2 separate regions of the Homo sapiens genome follow, and region 2 is linked to region 1. A link is an interaction called in ENCODE POLR2A ChIA-PET data of the cell type or tissue named here. Cell type or tissue: GM12878. All regions are shown on one strand. Each heading gives the region's core, and the rest is flanking DNA. Links, peaks and the distances in the headings are about the cores only. Region 1 overlaps CANT1 (calcium activated nucleotidase 1). Region 2 overlaps USP36 (ubiquitin specific peptidase 36).

The links. Peaks named below come from ENCODE experiments on the same cell type or tissue, not always from the same donor. Only the 100,000 strongest peaks of a DNase experiment are listed, where the experiment ranks them.
Region 2: POLR2A ChIA-PET joins it to region 1 with 12 read pairs; 4 of 35 experiments call an interaction of 5 or more read pairs at or near these places.

Annotation. Positions count from the first base shown.
Region 1 is chr17:78,998,329-79,005,307 of GRCh38, forward strand. The region is part of intron 1 of CANT1 (calcium activated nucleotidase 1); the gene reads right to left. Among named protein-coding and RNA genes, the nearest start is that of CANT1, 7.9 kb to the right of the region's middle. In GM12878, for the core only: no CTCF peak of the experiment used is centred there; no DNase peak of the experiment used is centred there.
Region 2 is chr17:78,807,743-78,819,821 of GRCh38, forward strand. It overlaps USP36 (ubiquitin specific peptidase 36), which reads right to left. Exons shown (of 21, transcript NM_001385174.1): 10 at 10,925-11,036; 11 at 6,670-6,810; 12 at 6,031-6,131; 13 at 5,118-5,259. Among named protein-coding and RNA genes, the nearest start is that of USP36, 27 kb to the right of the region's middle. In GM12878, for the core only: no CTCF peak of the experiment used is centred there; a DNase peak (open chromatin) is centred at 5,459; H3K27ac peaks cover 308 bases.

The DNA of each region.
Region 1 (6,979 bases), core at 1,980-6,979:
CACTCCTTCTTTTTCGTATCTGTTGTTGTTTTTGGCAGTGTCTGTCCCCTGGCGCCTTTCTATTAATGCAAATGACTGCAGGGACCAGAGTCTGCGCTGCCCTGACTGCCTGGAGGCCAGCGTGTCTGTGCCTTGGCGCCAAAGAACTGCTCGGCTCACTGCGGGGCCTGGCTCGGCCGCAGGCCTCTCCCAGCTCACCCTCCACCCCAGGCGTGGCTCTGTGGCAGAGCCCCAGGGTCAGGGTGCTGGTGGCGGCCAGGAACTGCAGCCCTTCACTGCTGTCGCCAAGCCCACTTCCCGGGCATACAGCATGATGGCTCAGTGCAGCCATGGGGCACCAGGCCCACGTCTGCGCCGCCTTGGTGAGAGCTGCCTGTCTCTGGACAGCCGCCAAGTGCCACAGTGGGGCGTGGGGAGACAGCTCCCGGTGCTTCGATCGAGAACACTGGCCCTGGGCAGAGGTTCCATATCTCTGCCCTCCAACTATAGCTCAGTGAATCCCGGCCTGAGAAGCTTCCCTGGCTGGGTCCTCCTTGAGAAAACAACAAAGCAGCAAACATGTGCCTTTATGGGCAGACGCTGTCCTCCCTGCCAGGGCGCCTGGGAAGGGCTTGGGGACTCCAGTGGCTCCGTGCAATTCTGGGCCCCAAATATGTGGACCACGAGGCCCTGGTGCACGGCAGCCAGCAACAGACACCCCCACCAGAGACACCCCCTTCTCCACGCCGCAGCCTGCTGGGCTGAGAAGATACAAAAACAGGGTGACAATTCCACATGGAACTTTCGGACAGTCCTAGGTTTTAGCCCCAGGGTGAGGTTCAAGGAGTGAACAAGGCACATACGTGGAACCTGCTGCTCAGAGTGATCCTCCTAACAGCACAGGGGGGCTGCCAGCAGTTCCTCCAGGCCCGCAGGGAAGACTCCATGCTCCCTTTAAGGGGCAGGCCTCTCAGGACCCCCTGAGGTGGTCACAGGGCTGATCACCGGGGCCTTCCCGGCAGCAGGGCTGGGGTTCCCCGTGCTGGACATCCTCCTCTGACTGCATCCAGGCCCTGCCCCTTTTCTAGTCCCAAGGCCTCAAAACCCCAGCCAGGCCCAAGAAGTCTCCACTGAGCTCGAATTACTCTATCTTACCTGCTATGCCAATCCCGCCTACATTTCTTTTTTTGTTTTTCTGAGATAGGGCCTCGCTCTGTTGCCCAGGCAACAGTGATCACGCTCACTGCAGCCTCAACCTCTGAGGCTCAAGCGATCCTCCCACCTCAGCCTCCCAAGTAGCTGGGACTACAGGCGTGTGCCACCACGCACAGCGAATTTTTTTTTTTTTTTTTTTTTTTTTTTGGAGACAGAGTTTTCCTCTTATTGCCTAGGCTGGAGTGCAATGGCACGATCTCGGCTCACTGCAACCTCCGCCTCCTGGGTTCAAGTGATTCTCCTGCCTCAGATTCCCTAGTAGCTGGGATTACAGGCATGCACCACCACGCCCGTCTAATTTTGTATTTTTAGTAGAGATGCAGTTTCTCCATGTTGGTCAGGCTGGTCTTGAACTCCTGACCTCAGGTGATCCACCTGCCTTGGCCTCCCAAAGTGCCAGGATTACAGGTGTGAGCCAACACACCTGGGGCACAGCTAATTTTTAATTTTTTTTATAGAGATGAGGCCTCGTTATATTGTCCAGGCCAGTCTTGAACTCCTGGGCTCAAGTGATCCTCCTGCCTCAGCCTCCCAAAGTGCTGGGATCACAGGTGCGAGCACCCGCACCCCCCCTTACCTGCATTTCTGACATGCGTCTTAGACATTTCAAGACACGAGTCCTGTGCAGCTTTTCCCTCAAGCCTACTTGCTCCTCGTCTCCCCTTGGGAAGGGTAGTGGTGACGGGTGGCCACCGTGTCCACAGTGGTCTGGTTCAAGCTCTCTCAGGATCCTGGGAGATGTGCTTTTCTGTGTGAATATACACTTCGATAAAAACATAAGGCACTGCCACCACGAAAAACCTGACTGGCCTCATCCTCCGTCTTCCTTCCTCAGCATTGACTCCGTGGACAGGTTCTGTCCTCTTCCATGGCCCTTCCTCACCATGCCATGCCGGCTGCCTCCCTCCACCCCTCCTGCCTCTCCGCCCCTGACACTCCCATACCCCCCGCCATGAAGTTGCCCTGCCAGCTGCCCCCCACCAACATCCCCTGACACTCCCTCGCCACCTGCCATGAAGTAGCATCCATCAGATGGCACACTCCCAGCTTCAGCGGCTTCCTCAGGTCCTGGGGTGAACCCACTCTGCTCCCGCTCAGCCCTCACACTGTACCATCTCCTCTGCCTGCCGGCTGGCTACATAGACCTCCTTCTGTCCCCTGACCACACTGGCCCTGGCAGAGCCTGCAGTTCCCCCTGCCTGGAACAGTCGGGCCTGCTCTTCGCACCAGCAGCTCGGTCTCTCCTACGGGGCATCAGCTCCCTGGGAAGACTTGCCCACTCGCCCTCCCTCCCATGCCGCTCCGGCTCTCCCACCGTCCCTGCCTGGCTAGGTGATTATTTCTGCTCCTGGGGCAGGGATCTGGCCACTGTCACAGCCCCAGCACCTGACGCACTGCCAGGCAGGGAGCAGACAGTCTGCACGCATTGGCTGAAGGGAAAGAGATGCCAGGTGAGCCATTAGCCACTTCTTCAACAGCCCCTCTGCACTCTACCGGGGGCCCCACCTTAGGCATATTATGAACCCACAACCTGGATCAAGCACCCCAAAGATCGAGCTGCTCAGCTGCCACATCTGAGCTGCAGGCCCGGGAAGACGGTGCTTGCCAGCACAGAACAACGGTGCCTGCATAGACTGCTGTCAGACATCGTGAGGTGTCGTCGTCACCAGCCCCTGGAACCCCCATGTTCTTCCCTGTTCAACTCCCTCAGCACTCCGGAGAGCCACTGTCCTCACCTTCACCATTCCTGTCAAATCTCCGGCCCACTTCTCCCAGGAGACCACTCTGTGGCCAACTTCAGCAGCCGAGGCCCCTGGGTGGGGCTCACACCTGCCACTCAGGTCAGTCCCCCCAGCCGCCGGGCACCTGCTCTTCTGGTTCCTCCCTTCCATCCACAGGCTGCCCCAAGTCGCCCACCTTGTCACCATTTTACCTCCAGACCCCACACTCCCACAGACACTCAACTGCTGCTGAATAAATGGCGAATCTGTTAATGAAGGAAAACCCTTCCCTGAGTCCCCGGCACCTCTGTCCCTTCCCACCCCCGCCCAGGCCCCCTCGCCCACCATGGTACAAGAGCACCCACACCTACACCCTCTCCTTCCCTCTGGCTAATCCTCAGAAGCAGCCACCTGAAGCCTTCACCAGTGGCAAACCCAGTGAGCACATTGTCAGTGTCCCTCCTCGAGGCAGGGGGGCACTCTCTGTGGGCCTCCTCCCAGGCAGGTCTTCTCGGCCCCCACTGCTGGCAGCCCACTGACCTCTCCCAGGGCCTGCCCTCTAAGGTGAAGACCCCCACGCCTTTCTAGCCTGACCTAGTCTCTGAGCCTCCTCATCCGATACCCACAGGCACCGCAAACCAGGTCCTCCTCAGGAACTCCCTGTCCTGGCAGTGCCGGCCCTCAGGAGCCATCCCAGGAAGCAATTCGTCCTAACCCTCCTCCCTCCCCAGCCCCACGTGTCCCACCCAGCTTGAGACTCGCTTCCCTTCTCCCCATCCACACAGCCTCGGCTCCAGTTCCATCTCACCCTGATGACTCTCAGAGTCTTGGTCTAATGATCTAGACCAAGCTTGTCCAACATGTGGTCCAACACAAATTCGTAAACTTTCTTAAAACATGATGAGATGAGATTTTTTGTTAAGCTCATCAGCTATCAATGGATTTTATGTGTGGCCCAAGACAATTCTTCTTCCAATGTGGCCCAGGGAAGCCAAAAGATTGGACACCCCTGATATAGACCATCTGGGCTCAGCCAAGGGACTTCCCTTGGCCTCAGTTTACTTCCCGGAGCCATGCTGATGGGGTTAGAGAACTGTGCACAGGGGCTGACTGCTACTGCTTCTCACTCACTCTACAAGTACCCTCTCGCCTGCTGGGAGGGTTGCAAACTACCACCCGTGGGCCAAATGCAGTCTCCCGCCTAGTGTGTAGATGCGGCCTGTGTGGCCTGGTATGTGGTTGCAGCTTGGTGTGTAGACTCTGCCTGGTGTGTAGACGCGGCCTGCGTAGACGCGGCCTGCTGTGTAGTCACGTCCTGGTGTGTAGATGTGGCTGATTAAAGCCAGCTAGGACTCCTCCCTGGCATGCTGAGTCTGGCTGCACCGTTGAGTGGTCGCAACAGACTGTGGAGGCTGAAAATACTGACTCCCTGTCCCTCGACAGATCCCTGGTCAAGACCATCTCAAATCACCCTCCACAAAACTGACAGAATAATTTTTCCAAAAAGCAAGTCTGGATTCCAAGTCTAGTAGATCCCAATGCCTTCCATCTGAAGGACAAACGTCTCAGCCTGCAGAGAAAGCCTCAGTGGGTTTTTCCCCCTGCACTCCCAGGAGCAGGACCTCTCCCAGGTCGCTGTGCAACACTGCACGCCTTCCTATTCCAGACTCCTGGCATCTACACCGTGGCACACGCTCCCCACCCGGGAGGCTCATGTCCTCTGACCACATGGAACCAGAGGTGTCTGAGTCCCGGCGTCTCTGCCCCTCTGGGGAATCAGTGTGACGGAGGCAGGGGCCTTTCCTCCAGGAGCTCAGCACAGTTGGGGAGACAGACTTTGAACAGTCCCGTGTGGTCAGTGTTACCTCGAGGTCACGCTGATTCCCCAGAGCTAACAGAGGGGCAGAGACGCCAGGGCCTCAGCCACCTTTGGTTAAACAAGGGACTGCTTCTAGTGACAAGAGAACTCTGTGTACCTTCCAGAAAATTCCTTTAACTTCAGCACCAGAACACCTTCCCTTGGGCTTCATCTCTCCTTCAGGACCCCAAGGAATTATTTTATTTTGCAAAAAAATTTCAAATCAGATGCCTTTGCCACAGCCCATGCTGGTGTATGAGCTACCACTGGCTGCCGGGGTGCCTGGCTGCCGGCGCCTGCTGCAGGCAAGAGTTTGCATGTTCTTTAAAAAGCTGGGTTCTTTTTCGGGGGTGGGGGGTGGGGGGGCTCTTTTGTTTGTTGCCAGCCAGAAACAACAGAAATGAACCGGCGAGGGTAAGACACAAGATGGACAAAGTCCTTTCCAGAAGGGGCTCGTGTGAGGCTTCTCCCTACACCCCTCAAAGCTTAAGCAGTTTAAATGCTCGCTTTATTGTGAAAAGATTGACAAACCCAGTGCCTGCAGAGTAATGGTTTGATTTTAGATAATCAGCAACAAGAGGACTCAGGGACTACAGCAAAGTCATGGGTTCTGTGGCCAGCCAGGCTCTCCTGTTCAGTGGGGCTGCAAACCAGCTATCTCCCAGACTCAGGGGCCTACAGGGACAGGACCCCTGCTGCTGCCTGGAGAGCACTCACAGGAGCACTCACAGGAGGAATAACCACCTGCAAGGCTTGCAAGGCACCACGGAGGCATCTGTCCATCCCACAGGACACTCCCAGAGCGCAGGGGAGCCACCAGTGAGGGAGCTGGGAGTTAGGGAGCGGGGAGTTAGGGAGTAGGGAGTTGGGGGGGAGTTAGGGAGGGGGGAATTGGGGAGGGGAGTTAGGAAGAGGGGAGTTAGGGAGAGGGGAGTTAGTGAGTGGGGAGTTAGGGAGGGGGAGTTAGGGAGAGGGGAGTTAGGGAGGGGAGTTAGGGAGGGGAGTTAGGGAGAGGGGAGTTAGGGAGAGGAGTTGGGGGGGAGTTAGGGAGGGGTGTTAGGGAGAGGGGGGTTAGGGAGAGGGGAGTTAGGGAGAGGGAGGTTAGGGAGGGGAGTTAGGGAGAGGAGAGTTAGGGAGAGGGGAGCTAGGGAGAGGACAGTTAGGGAGAGGAGTTAGGGAGGGGGGAGTTAGGGAGGGGAGTTAGGGAGAGGGGAGTTAGGGAGAGGGAGGTTAGGGAGGGGAGTTAGGGAGAGGGGGGTTAGGGAGAGGGGGGTTAGGGAGAAGGGAGTTAGGGAGGGGAGTTAGGGAGAGGGGAGTTAGGGAGGGGGGAGTTAGGGAGAGGAGTTAAGGAGAGGGGAGTTAGGGAGGGGAGTTAGGGAGAGGGGAGTTAGGGAGGGGGGAGTTAGGGAGAGGGGGGTTAGGGAGAAGGGAGTTAGGGAGGGGAGTTAGGGAGAGGGGAGTTAGGGAGGGGGGAGTTAGGGAGAGGAGTTAAGGAGAGGGGAGTTAGGGAGGGGAGTTAGGGAGAGGGGAGTTAGGGAGAGGGGAGCTGGGGGGGAGTTATGGAGCAAGGAGTTAGGGAGGGGGGAGTTAGGGAGATGGGAGTTAGGGAGAGGGGGGTTAGGGAGAGGGGAGTTAGGGAGGGGAGTTAGGGAGAAGGGAGTTAGGGAGAGGGGAGCTAGGGAGAGGGGGGTTAGGGAAGGGGGAGTTAGGGAGGGGAGTTAGGGAGGGGAGTTAGGGAGAGGGGATTTAGGGAGGGGGGAGTTAGGGAGAGGAGTTAAGGAGAGGGGAGTTAGGGAGGGGAGTTAGGGAGAGGGGAGCTGGGGGGGAGTTATGGAGCAAGGAGTTAGGGAGGGGGGAGTTAGGGAGATGGGAGTTAGGGAGAGGGGGGTTAGGGAGAGGGGAGTTAGGGAGGGGAGTTAGGGAGAAGGGAGTTAGGGAGAGGGGAGCTAGGGAGAGGGGGGTTAGGGAAGGGGGAGTTAGGGAGGGGAGTTAGGGAGAGGGGGGTTAGGGAGAAGGGAGTTAGGGAGAGGGGATTTAGGGAGGGGGGAGTTAGGGAGAGGAGTTAAGGAGAGGGGAGTTAGGGAAGGGAGTTAGGGAGAGGGGAGTTAGGGAGAAGGGAGTTAGGGAGGGGGGAGTTAGGGAGGTGAGAGTTAAAGAGCGAGGAGTTAGGGAGCGGGGAGTTAGGGAAACTGTGCTTTTCTCTGTG
Region 2 (12,079 bases), core at 3,183-8,182, 190 kb before region 1:
TAGCATGCTCAAGATAAATTATTTATCTGGACTCTTGGTAAAGACACTGTGGCTTCTCTGAACAATTCTGGTGTTCTGTGACATCCCAAGAACAGGGACCACAGCCGTGTACCACCACACCTGGCTAATTTCTGTATTTTTGACAGAGATGGGGTTTCACCATGTTGGCCAGGCTGGTCTCAAACTTCTGGCCTCGAGCAGTCCACCTGCCTCAGCCTCCAGAAGTGTTGGGATTACAGGTGTGAGCCATAGCACCTGGCCTGAATACATATCTTTATGGCCACCTTTACTATAAAACCAGTACATTTTCATCAAGATTTGGGAAGAGAAAAAAGTATAAAGGAAGAAATTTAGCAAAGTTCCATCACCTAAACATAACCATGCATTAACATTCTAGTGCTTTCTTTTTTCAATCTTTTCTTCCAAATGGTTCTGGCCTGAAGAGTTGCATCCCAGTTTTATCTTAAAGCTATTATCTCAAGCATTTTTATGGGCGATAACTCTCAATAAATATCTTTAAGACAGAGCCTTGCTCTGTTGCCCAGGCTGGAGTGCAGTGGCATGATGATGTCATCATAACTCACTGCAGCCTCAACCTTCTGGGCTCAAGAGATCCTCCCACTTCAGCTGCCCAACTGGCTAGGACTATAGGAGTAGACCACCACACCCGAATAATTATTACTATTTTGTAGAGATGGGGATCTTGCTATGTTGCCCCGGCTAGCCTTGAATTCCTGAGCTCAAGCAATCCTCCCACCCTGGCCTCTCAAAGTGCTGGGATTACAGGCCTGAGCAACTGCACCCTGCCTGTCGGCCTGTCTTTGACATTTTACTATATATACTATGTACTACTGATACACATTAACTGTATGGTTAATTTATATAAGCTATATTGTCTCCAACTGTTGAAATTAAAAATACTGTACAGTATATGTGTGTGTATCCTTTACCCTTCAGAGCACTTATTACAACTGCATAGAAATAACTTATTATTCTGTATTTAGATGCTGAATGTCAGCCTTCCCCTGCTTGACCAAGAGGCTGTACCCGTTATCTCTCTCGTTCCCACTGCAGCCCTCACCAGCAACTCAAGGGTCTGGTATAGAGTCGGTGCTTAAAAAATATTTGTTGAGCTTTTCCTGTACTTAGTACTCCATGCTAATTTTCTGGAAATGGAATTACAAGGCTAATTTTCTGGAAATGAAATTACAGATTTCATTTTCATGAAATCTGATGCAAAATGCCAAACTGCTTTTACTATACTCCAGCCACATCTATTTTTCAAAACATTTGCTAATTTGACACTCGTTTGGGCTATTACCACTTTAACATTCATATTCTCTGCACATGCACTAAAGTGATCTTCATTTGAATGAGATCTTTTGTTTACAAATGTTAACCTTTTGTTGACAATATTTTACAAGGTTTTATTGCTTCATTTGTTTGTAGTAAATTATGTACAAAAATGTAAATCTTAGTCAATTCATAATTCTTCTACATTTTATCCTTCAACTTTAAGCATACAAAGTCTTCTTCCCTTCCCAGAGGTTAAGAATTTACCTCTATTTTCTTCCAAGTTTTGTTTTGTTCCCTACATTCTATTCTTTGTTAATACTGTTTTCTAAAAGGAATTCATCTTTCCACTGCACCGCAAAGCCGTTTCACTGGCTGAACATTTCCATACACACTAGAACTTGCACCATGTCATTTAGAGTAAAACGGCTCGTCTGCTTGCAGTGTATTTGGAAAATCACGTTTGTAATGAAAATGCTCATGGTCAGTGAAGCGCCCCTGCAGGTGTGCCTGACACAGGGACTCTCCTTGAGCCAATCTCCACCCTCGGGCATCACTCTGCCCATGGAGTTCCTGTGGCAAGTGGGGCTTCCTTTGTTTTTCTGGGGTTTTTTGAGACAGGGTCTCATTCTGTTGTCCAGGCTGGAGCGCAGTGGCACAATGATAGCTCAATGCAGCCTTGTGTTTAAGTGATCCTCCTGCCTCAACCTCCAAACAGCTGGGACAACAGACGTGCACCACCACACCTGGCTAATTTTTGCACTTTTTTTGGAGATGGGGTTTTGGAGATGGGGGTCTTTCTATGTTGCCCAGGCTGCTTCCTTTTTTTGAGATGGAGTCCCGCTCTGTCACCCAGGCTGGAGTGCAGTGGCACAATCTCAGCTCACTGCAACCTCCACCTCCCGGGTTCAAGCGATTCTCCTACCTCGGCCTCTCGAATAGCTGGGATTACAGGCGCACGCCACCATGCCCAGCTAACTTTTGTATTTTTAGTAGAGACAGGGTCTCACCATATTGGCAAGCTGGTCTCAAACTCCTGACCTCAAATGGTCCACCCACCTCAGCCTCCCAAAGTGCCCGGCCCCCCTCTTCTTTTTTTTGTAGACAAGGTCTCACTCTGTCACCTTGCCTGGAATTCACCAGCGTGATCATGGCTCACTGCATACAGCCTCAACCTCCCGGGTTCAAGTGATCCTCCCCCAACAGCTTACTGAATATTCTCTGTGCTGATGGGATCTATGTTGCCCAGGCTACTTTTTAAATTTGTTTTGAGACAGGGTCTTGCTCTGTTGCCCAGGCTGGTGTGGAGTGGTATGATCATGACTCACTCCAGCCTTAATCTCCCTGGCTCAAGTGATCCTCCCACCTCAGCCTCCTGAGTAGCTGGGAATACAGGCACGTGCCATTAAACCTGGCTAGCTTTTGCATTTTTAGTAGAGACAGGGTTTTGCCCAGGTTGGTCTCGAACTCCTGGGATCCACTGATCTTCCCACATCGGCTTCCCAAAGTGTTGGAATTACAGACATGAGTCACAGTCCCAGGCCCAGGCTGCTTCCTAACTTCCTAGTCTGGGCTACAGTGACCACCAACTTTGCAATTATATCATGTATTTTACTGCCACTTCAATTCTAATGCTTCTAATTTCAGCTTCTATTTTCTTTAATGTGAAGAGAAATACAGATGTACGTAAATGACCAAAACCCCTGCAGACTGTGAAAGGCCCTGACTGCCTGTGTGTGGGGTTCAACTCTTCATTCTAAAGGGAGAGGAAGACGATCCATCAAAAACAGTCATCCAGGCCGGGCACGGTGGCTCATGCCTGTATCCCAGGACTCTGGGAGGTCAAGCTGAGCGAATCACTTGAGGTCAGGAGTTCCAGACCAGCCTGGCCAACATGGTGAAACCCCATCTCTACTAAAACTACAAAAATTAGCCGGGAGTGCTGGCGGGCACCTGTAATTACAGCTACTCAGGAGGCAGAGGCAGGAGAATCGCTTGAACCCAAGAGGCGGAGGCTGCATAGTGGCAGAGGCTGCAGTGAGCTGAGATGGCGCCACTGCACTCCAGCCTCAGTGACAGAGCGAGACTCTGTCTCAAAAAAAAAAAAAAAAAAAAAAAAAGAAACAGTCATCAAGAGGGTCCACCCCACTTCAAATGATCACTGTGTTCTAATGAGGAAACTGCTCATGAATCCACTTAGTGAAACTGAATTCTTAACAGTTCTAGCAGAAAATTTCAAATACACACAAAGGTAACTTAGAGGGTAGTTCCTAATGGTTAACCTGTAACCACATAACCTTTATCATCCTCTCTCTGTATGTATATGTACGTGTGTATATATGTATGACTATGTACGTATGCATATACACATATTTCTATTTCTGATCCATTTGAGTAAATTGCAGACATGATGTTCTTTTACCCCAAAATATGTCCATGTGTATTTCCAAAGAACAAAGACACTCTCTTACATAACCACAGCAGAATTACCCAAATCAGGAAATTAACATTGGTACAAACTACTCACATTTTCCCCGTTAAATGTGAGAACAGGCCGGGCACAGTGGCTCACGTCTGTAATCCCAGCACTTTGGGAGGCTGAGGCGGGTGGATCAGGAGGTCAGCAGATAGAGACCATCCTGGCTAATAAAGTGAAACCCCGTCTCCACTAAAAATAAAAAAATTAGCCATGCATGGTGGCACACGCCTGTAGTCCCAGCTACTCGGGAGGCTGAGGCAGGAGAATCGCTTGAACCTGGGAGGTGGAGGTTGCAGCGAGCCAAGGTTGCGCCACTGCACTCCAGCCTGGGCGACAGAATGAGACTCCGTCTCAAAGAAAAAAAAAAAAGGATATTTTTTCCTACACGCTTACGGTTAAGAGTTTGCTTGGTGCCTGTAATCCTGGCACTCTGAGAGGCCAAGACAGGAGAATTGCTTGGGCTGAGGAGCTTAAGACCAGCCAGGGCAACATAGTGAGACCCTGTCTCTACACAAAATTTAAAAATTAGCTGGGTGTGGTAGTGCACTGATAGTCCCGAATACTAGGGATGCTGGGGCAGGAGGGTGGCTTGAATCCAGGAGCTCAAGCCTGCCCTGAACCATGATTGTGCCACTGTACTCCAGTCTGGGTAACAGAGTGAGACCCTGTCTCCAAAAAAAAAAGTTTGCTTGGCATTATAAAGGAAATAAAAGGAGTGCACACAGAAAGTTTGCTTGGCACACCTGTCACGACACCTGTAAGTGGTGCTGGTCTCATGAGTAGAACAGATCTGTGAATGACAATTCTAATTTGTTGGGTCAGAATTTTCTCATTCATGTCTCCTCTTTCTCTATAGCCAATGTCAGCTGATGACCAGTTTAAGAAATAACATTGGCCGGGCGCGGTGGCTCATGCCTGTAATCCCAGCACTTTGGGAGGCCGAGGCGGGCAGATCCTGAGGTCAGGAGATCGAAAGCATCCTGGCTAACACGGTGAAACCCCGTCTCTACTAAAAATACAAAAAAAATTAGCCGGGCGTGGTTCGGGCACCTATAATCCCAGCTACTAGGGAGGCTGAGGCAGGAGAATGGCGGGAACCCGGGAGGCAGAGCTTGCAGTGAGCCGAGATTGGAGATCGCACCACTGCACCCCAGCCTGGATGACAGAGCGAGACTCTGTCTCGAAAAAAAAAAAAAAAAAAAAAGAAAAGAAAAGAAATAACATCAACTAGAATAGTGCAAACTGCCTGCAAATTCCTTCCACTGTGGCCAACTTCCCAAGTGTGAGGAGGTCTGTGAGGAGCACCAAGACCAGCCACTTTGGCCTCCATCATTCTCACAAATACCTTTCCAGTCAGTGGGGAGGAAATAATCCCATTGCCGATGTTCTTCTTGGAGTGATCTGGAATCACACTCGGGCGGCCGGGAAGGGAGGAGGAGCCTGTCCTGGAGATGAGGCCCTCGGGACTTTTCTTAGAGCCTGGAATTCTGTCAAAGGAAGAAAACAAGTAGGGAATTCTCTTACTAGGCATTACAGAAACGGAGAGAATTAGAATAAGTTAAGGCGGGGCAAAGGCAGAAACACGGCCTGGGGAAACCCTGCCAGTCCTAACCACTTCTCTGGAATCTCCCTTTGCCTTTCAACCACAGTGAGGCTGAGAGATCAGCCCCAAGTATCTGCTGAATATAAGCAGAGCAAGGGCAAATTAGAGTCAGAATTCCTCCAAGATCAGAGTTCAATGCACCAGAAAGCAAGAACCTCAAACACCTCAGCCACACTCTGCAGAGACGTACAAAGCAGCAAAAATGCCTCAGCTGCCACGGTCTCCAGCCTCCAGGTCAGTGACAGCCAGCTCCAGGAGAAGGCCCCTCCAGAGAAGCTCTGCAGCAGCACCCCCACAAACACGTCCTTCCCAGCATATCCCTACAGGGGCAGCTTCCCCACACGGGAAGGGGCATTGGCTGGCTACCATCCAGGGAGCAGTACCTCTAATTTGGGGCAATACTATAAATGGTGACTTTCCTGTTTACATTCAAAACAGCATCAATGTGAGGGCAGATGGGATCCTGTCCTGACCTTCCCAAGGCTCTGGCTTTACTAAAAAGTGTCCTTCCCTGTGGACGGTCTCTATGACACATGACAAATCCCTCCAGTGGAATTCCCAATTACCTTCAAACAAAAAAAGGTTAGGGAGGCCCACCGGTATAAGAAAAGAGCAGAGGGAGTGAGCTCATCTGGGGAGGGCGTGAGTTTATTACCGCAGATAGAACAGCACGTAGGCCTGCTGGTTCAGAACCACCTTGACGTTGCTGGAATGGACCAAGGAATCATTCATCTGGTACCACTGTCCATTGCTTGCCTGAAGCAGCCAAGGATGTTGCAGAAAACAAAACAATCAACAAGCATCCCATTATCCTCACTTTTTAAAAAGGGAATAAAAAATCTGTTAGTTGCTACATTTCCAAACACTATTAATAATCAACAGGTAACAACTTCTATTAAAACGTGTAATATTTTCATAACTCGGAATGTGACCCCAAAGTGTGCTCTGCGTCCCAGTTCCTTCCTAGTGCCCCAACAGATAGGAACTGTCCCTTCTAAAGGACATTCAGGCAGTGTCATCACCATGGCCGATTTTGCCAGGGTTCTAAGGATGGCACCAGAAGCGGCTGCCTCTTCCGTGTCTCCCTGCAAGTCTGAGAACACTAGATTCTGGTGCAACACTTCTGTAAAGGGCATCTTTTCACTCCACGCAGAGAGGCAACAACGAGGACTTGAATACAACCACAAAACATCACACTTTTCACAAAGTAAGTGCTCTACAGAGGCCGCATCTGGATGTGCATGGGTGCTGAAACCTGTCCCAGGAGGCAGCTGCACTGACACAAGCCTCTCACCTTCACGTAGCAGTAATAGTGCCCGGCATGGCAGCTGTAGCCCGAGTGCACCAGGACAGCATAGAGTCCATACATGACAGGATCACCATTATTCTGGGACATATACGGACGTATGTTGAGGAATTCCGGATAGCCTACATCCTGTTTGAAAAATCAAGGAAAAGACAAATAAAATTCACTTTGAGAGTAAAGATCAATTTGCCCTTTCCATCCACAACCACACAAAATGCCCAGCTTGTCTGGTCTTTAACAATTTGGGGGCCGGGCACAGTGGCTCACGCCTGTAATCCCAGCACTTTGGGAGGCTGAGGCAGGGGGATCACCTCGAGGAGTTCGAGATCAGCCTGACCAATATAGCGAAACCCCACTTCTAATAAAAATACAAAAAATTAGCTGGGCATGGTGGTGCACTGCCTGTAATCCCAGCTACTCAGGAGGCTGAGGAACAAGAATCACTTGAACCCGCGAGGCAGAGGTTGCAGTGAGCCGAGATCGAGCCACTGCACTCAGCCTGGGCGACAGAGCGAGACTGTCTCAAAACTGCCCCGCCACAAACAAGAAAAAGACAATTTGGGGCGAATGGGTGTGCAGCAACGCTGTGCAGGAGCTCCCCCAGGCAATGATTAAAAACCAAGATGCTGGCCAGGTGCGGTGGCTCACGCCTGTAATCCCAGCACTTTGGGAGGCCGAGGCGGGTAGATCACAAGGTCAAGAGATTGAGACCATCGTGGCCAAGATGGCGAAACCTTGTCTCTACTAAAAATACAAAAATTAGCCAGGCGTGGTGGCACGTGCCTGTAGTTCCAGCTACTCAGGAGGCTGAGGCAGGAGAATCGCTTGAAACCAGGAGGTGGAGGTTACAGTGAGCCGAGATCATACCACTGCACTCCAGCCTCGCAACAGAGCGAGACTCCATCTCAAAACAATCAAAACAAACAAACAAAGAAAAAACACCAAGATGCTGAGAAGTGAGTCTTCTCCAGCCAGCCTATGGGAAACTTTATTGTCCCATCAAGCAATGCAGGATCTGTTCTTGTCTTTGTCAAGCATCTCCATTAGTTCTCTCACCACCTGGTTCCTAACGATCAAATGAGAAGGGTCACTCATTTTCTTTCCCTCCACTTTACAGGAACATTGTTGGTGGGAGAAAAGGGAGAGAATGCTGGGTTTTAGATCTTCAGAAATAAAAGTGCTGAATTAATATAGCCAACTGCTACCGCAAGTAAGACTTTTAATCAACTGGATCAGAAGAAAGGTCATGCTAAAATGTCTTCCCAAAACTGACCAATTTTTCATAGAAAAAAATACACGCACACATATACATAACATGCATACATATATGCATACATGCACGCATAAAATACATGCACACATATATACATACATGCATACATACATCGTATACACACATGCACACATATATACATACACACACACATATGCATGCATACACATGTACGCATATACATACATGCACAACACATACATGCACGCACACATGCATACGCACACATACACACACATATACACACATGCATGCACACACATATACATACACACACATATAATACGTGCACACACATATATACATACATGCACACACATATATTCTTAGCAGTAATAGTGCCTGGCATGGCAGCTGTAGGCTGAGTGCACCAGGACAGCACAGAGCCCACATGACAGGATTGCCATTATTCTGGGTCATATACAGACGTGTGTTTAGGAACTCCGAAAAACATACGCATAATTTTTTTTTTTTTTTTTAAGAAACACAGTCTCGCTCTGTCACCCAGGCTAGAGTGCAGTGGTACATTCATAGCTCACTGTAACTTCAAACTCCTGGACTCAAGCAATCCTCCTATCTCTACCTCCCAAGTAGCTGGGACTATAGGCACGCGCCACCATGACTGGCCAATTAATAAAAATTTTTTAGGCCGGGCATGATGGCTCACACCTATAATCCCAACACTTTGGGAGGCCGAGGTGGGTGGATCACTTGAGGTCAGGAGTTCAAGACCAGCCTGGCCAACATGGTGGAACCCCGTCTCTACTAAAAATACAAAATTTAGCCAAGCATGGTGGCACACATTTGTGGTCCCAGCTACTTGGGAGGCTGAGGCAGGAGAATCGCTTGAACTTGGGAGGCAGATATTGCAGTGAGCTGAGATGGTGCCACTGCACTCTAGCCTGGGTGACAGAGTAAGACTCCGTCTCAAAAAAAAAAACAAAAAAACCAAAATTTTTTTGTAGAGACAGGGTCTCACTATGTTGCCCAAGCTGGTCTTAAACTCCCAGTCTCAAGCAATCCTCCCACCTCAGCCTCCCTAAGTGCTGACATTAGAGTTGTGAGCCATTGTGCCCAGCCTAAATCATTTTTTTAAACTGAGTTGTGGGATTTGTTGAAATGCATAGATCTTCAGTATATAGATCAAAGAGTTTTGACAAGTATATACTGATGGACATGCAGAACATCAACTAGAAAATTCCCACATCCCAGTCATTGCCCCCATCTCAAATATTCACTGTTCTGATTTCTGTCACCATTAATTTTGCCTGTTCTTAAACGTCACATACCATCAGTCATGTGCCACATAACATGTTTTGGTCAATGACAGACCACATATACAACAGCGATCCCATAAGATTATAATACTGCATTTTCACTGTACCTTCTCTATGTTTAGATACACAAATACTTCCCATTGTGTTGCAACTGCCTACAGTATTCAGGACAGGAACAGGCTGTGTAGGTTTGTGGCCTAGGAGCAATGGGCTATACCATACAGCTGGCTCCGTCATCTACGTCTGTGTAAATGCACTCTATGATGTTCACACAGTGACAGAATTGCCTGGTGACACATTTCTTAAAACATGCCCTTGTGGTTACACGACACCTGAGTCTACGACATTAAGAATCTGCAAACACATTTGAGAAATGCTGACCTAAGCAAGCCCCCACCACTACCAGTGAGGAAACGGAGGCTCAGCCAAGGGTGTCATTCCAAACCACATAACCAGGCTCTCAGAACAGAACTCTAGATTTTTATGAGATACAGACATCTACTGGGCACGGTGGCTCATGCCTGTTATCCCAGCACTTTAGGAGGCTGAGGCAGGCGGATCACCTGAGCTCAGGAGTTCGAGACCAGCCTGGCCACCATGGCAAAACCCCATCTCTACTAAAAATACAAAAATTAGCCAGGTGTGGTGGTGGGCGCCTTAATCCCAACTACTCTGGAGGCTGATGCAGGAGAATCACTTGAACCCAGAAGGTGGAGACAGCGCCACTGCAATCCAGCCTGGGCATCAGAGCAAGACTCTGTCTCAAAAAAAAAAAAAAGAGAAAAAAGAAAAAAGAAACACATCTTCTATGAAAATGCCACTATAGGCCAGGTATGGTGGCTCACACCTGTAATCCCAGCACTGTGAGAGGTCAAGGCATGCAGGTCACTTGAGCCCAGGAGTTTGAGACCACCCTGGGCAACACAGCAAGATGCTGTCTCTACAAAAAACTTTTTAAAAAATTAACCAGGCATGGTGGCATGTGCCCACAGTCCCAGCTACTCAGGAGGCTAAGGCAGGGGGATCGCTTGAGCTTGGGAGGTCAAGACTGTAGTGAGCGCTGATTATGCCACTGCACTCCAGCCCAGGTGACAGAGTGAGACCCTGTCTTAAAACAAAATGAAATTTAAACAATAAAATACCATCGTGTCAAAAGTAGTTTTTCTAAACTCCATATTTCATAAAAAGCCAGAGCATGCAACGGCACCTGTTCTAGACATCAAAAGGACATGGACAATGCAAGTCCCACCGCCCAGTGCTCATCACACTCATCTGGAGAACCCTGAAAGTCCCTGCCAGGACCAGCCCAAGCACAACCAGAAGCTGCGGTAAATCCATTAAGACAGTGGCCCTGGAACTTGACTGTGTATAACAAGCATTCAGGGATTTTGCAAAAATGCAGATTCCTGGGCCCTGTCCTCCAGAGATTCAAATTCACTGGCACTGGGATAAACCCAGAAACGTCTATTTTTAAAAGGCGTCCCAGGTTGCTTCCCCTCTCTGTGACTGTCTTCCCGTCCTGGACAAGGGCGAAACTACAGTCCCTACTTCACAATATGTGTAGAACCTTTAGAACAGGGACAGGTACTGTGTAAACAGCAGCTATCAAACTCGTGGCTATCACTTTCTTCGTGTTATTCTGATGCCGACTGTGGCCCACGGAGCTGCCTGGGATGGTGTCACGAGCGCTCACCTTGGTGATCTTCCCCCCGCTGAAGTTGGCAAAGCGCTTGAGGGAAAGGGTTAAGACGTTGGATGTTCTGTGGATGGTGAAGCGCTTGCTGGCTGGAACCTTCTTCTTGCATCTATGAAGAAGGTGATGAGAAAGATTAATGAATGATTGATTCGTGCTCTGAAAAATGTTGTCTTAACGCTAAGTTAATAACAGCAACAACTGCTCTGTAATAGTGGAATCTTCATCAATGAGATTTCGACCTTCTGCTCCTCTCAAAATCACATTAAGCATGCCTCAAGTAAAGGAAAGCTACCACAGGGAAATAAGACTACAGAAAGTGGGAAGATTCTAAAGCAAAAAAATAAAAGTACTGTACCCACCAGGAAACTAAATAAAATACAGGAAAAAGTTGCTTTGGGCCAACACAGGAAAGAGCAAATTAAAGCAGATGTGGCTGAGTGATAAAACGGGCAGGCAGGAAGTCAACGTAAGCAAAGCTAGAAGATGCGCAAACACAGGGAGAGAAAACAGAAGCAGAGGCGCGCAGCTTGGAGAGCTGCAGGAAACAGACCTAAAGAAGAGTAAAGCAGAATTAAGAATATATTCTTTAGTGCCTACAGCTTTACAAGGACCTAGATATAAAGATATTCAGCCGGCTGTAGTAGTGTGATCCCAGCACTTTGGGAGGCAAGGCAGGAAGATCACCTGAGTTCAGGAGTTCGAGACCAGCCTGGCCAACAAGGTGAAACCCTGTCACTACTAAAAATGCAACAAATGACAAAGTAAGAGTTCTATCTGCAGAAACGGAAAAATGTCCAAAACCAGTTAAGTAAAAAATGAAAGCCAAAGAAAACACTCCTTAAGAGGCAAGAGAGCAGCTGGTTGGGCACAGTCCCTGGGGCGGCCGCCCGGTGCCAGCCAGTGTGAACTGATGTGAGCTCGTGCTCTGCCACGTCCTCTTGGTGTGGCCCCATGGCTGGTCACTTCACTTCTCTGTGCCTCAGTTTCACCATCCCTAGCAATGGGAAACCACAGCCCCTACTGCACAATATATGCGGCATCTTTAGAACAGGTATGGTGTAAACTGTAGCTATAAAAATCATAGCTATTGCTTCATTCGTGTTATTTAGAAGTTTGAGTTTTTAGGACACACATAGGTTCCTCAAGAAATGC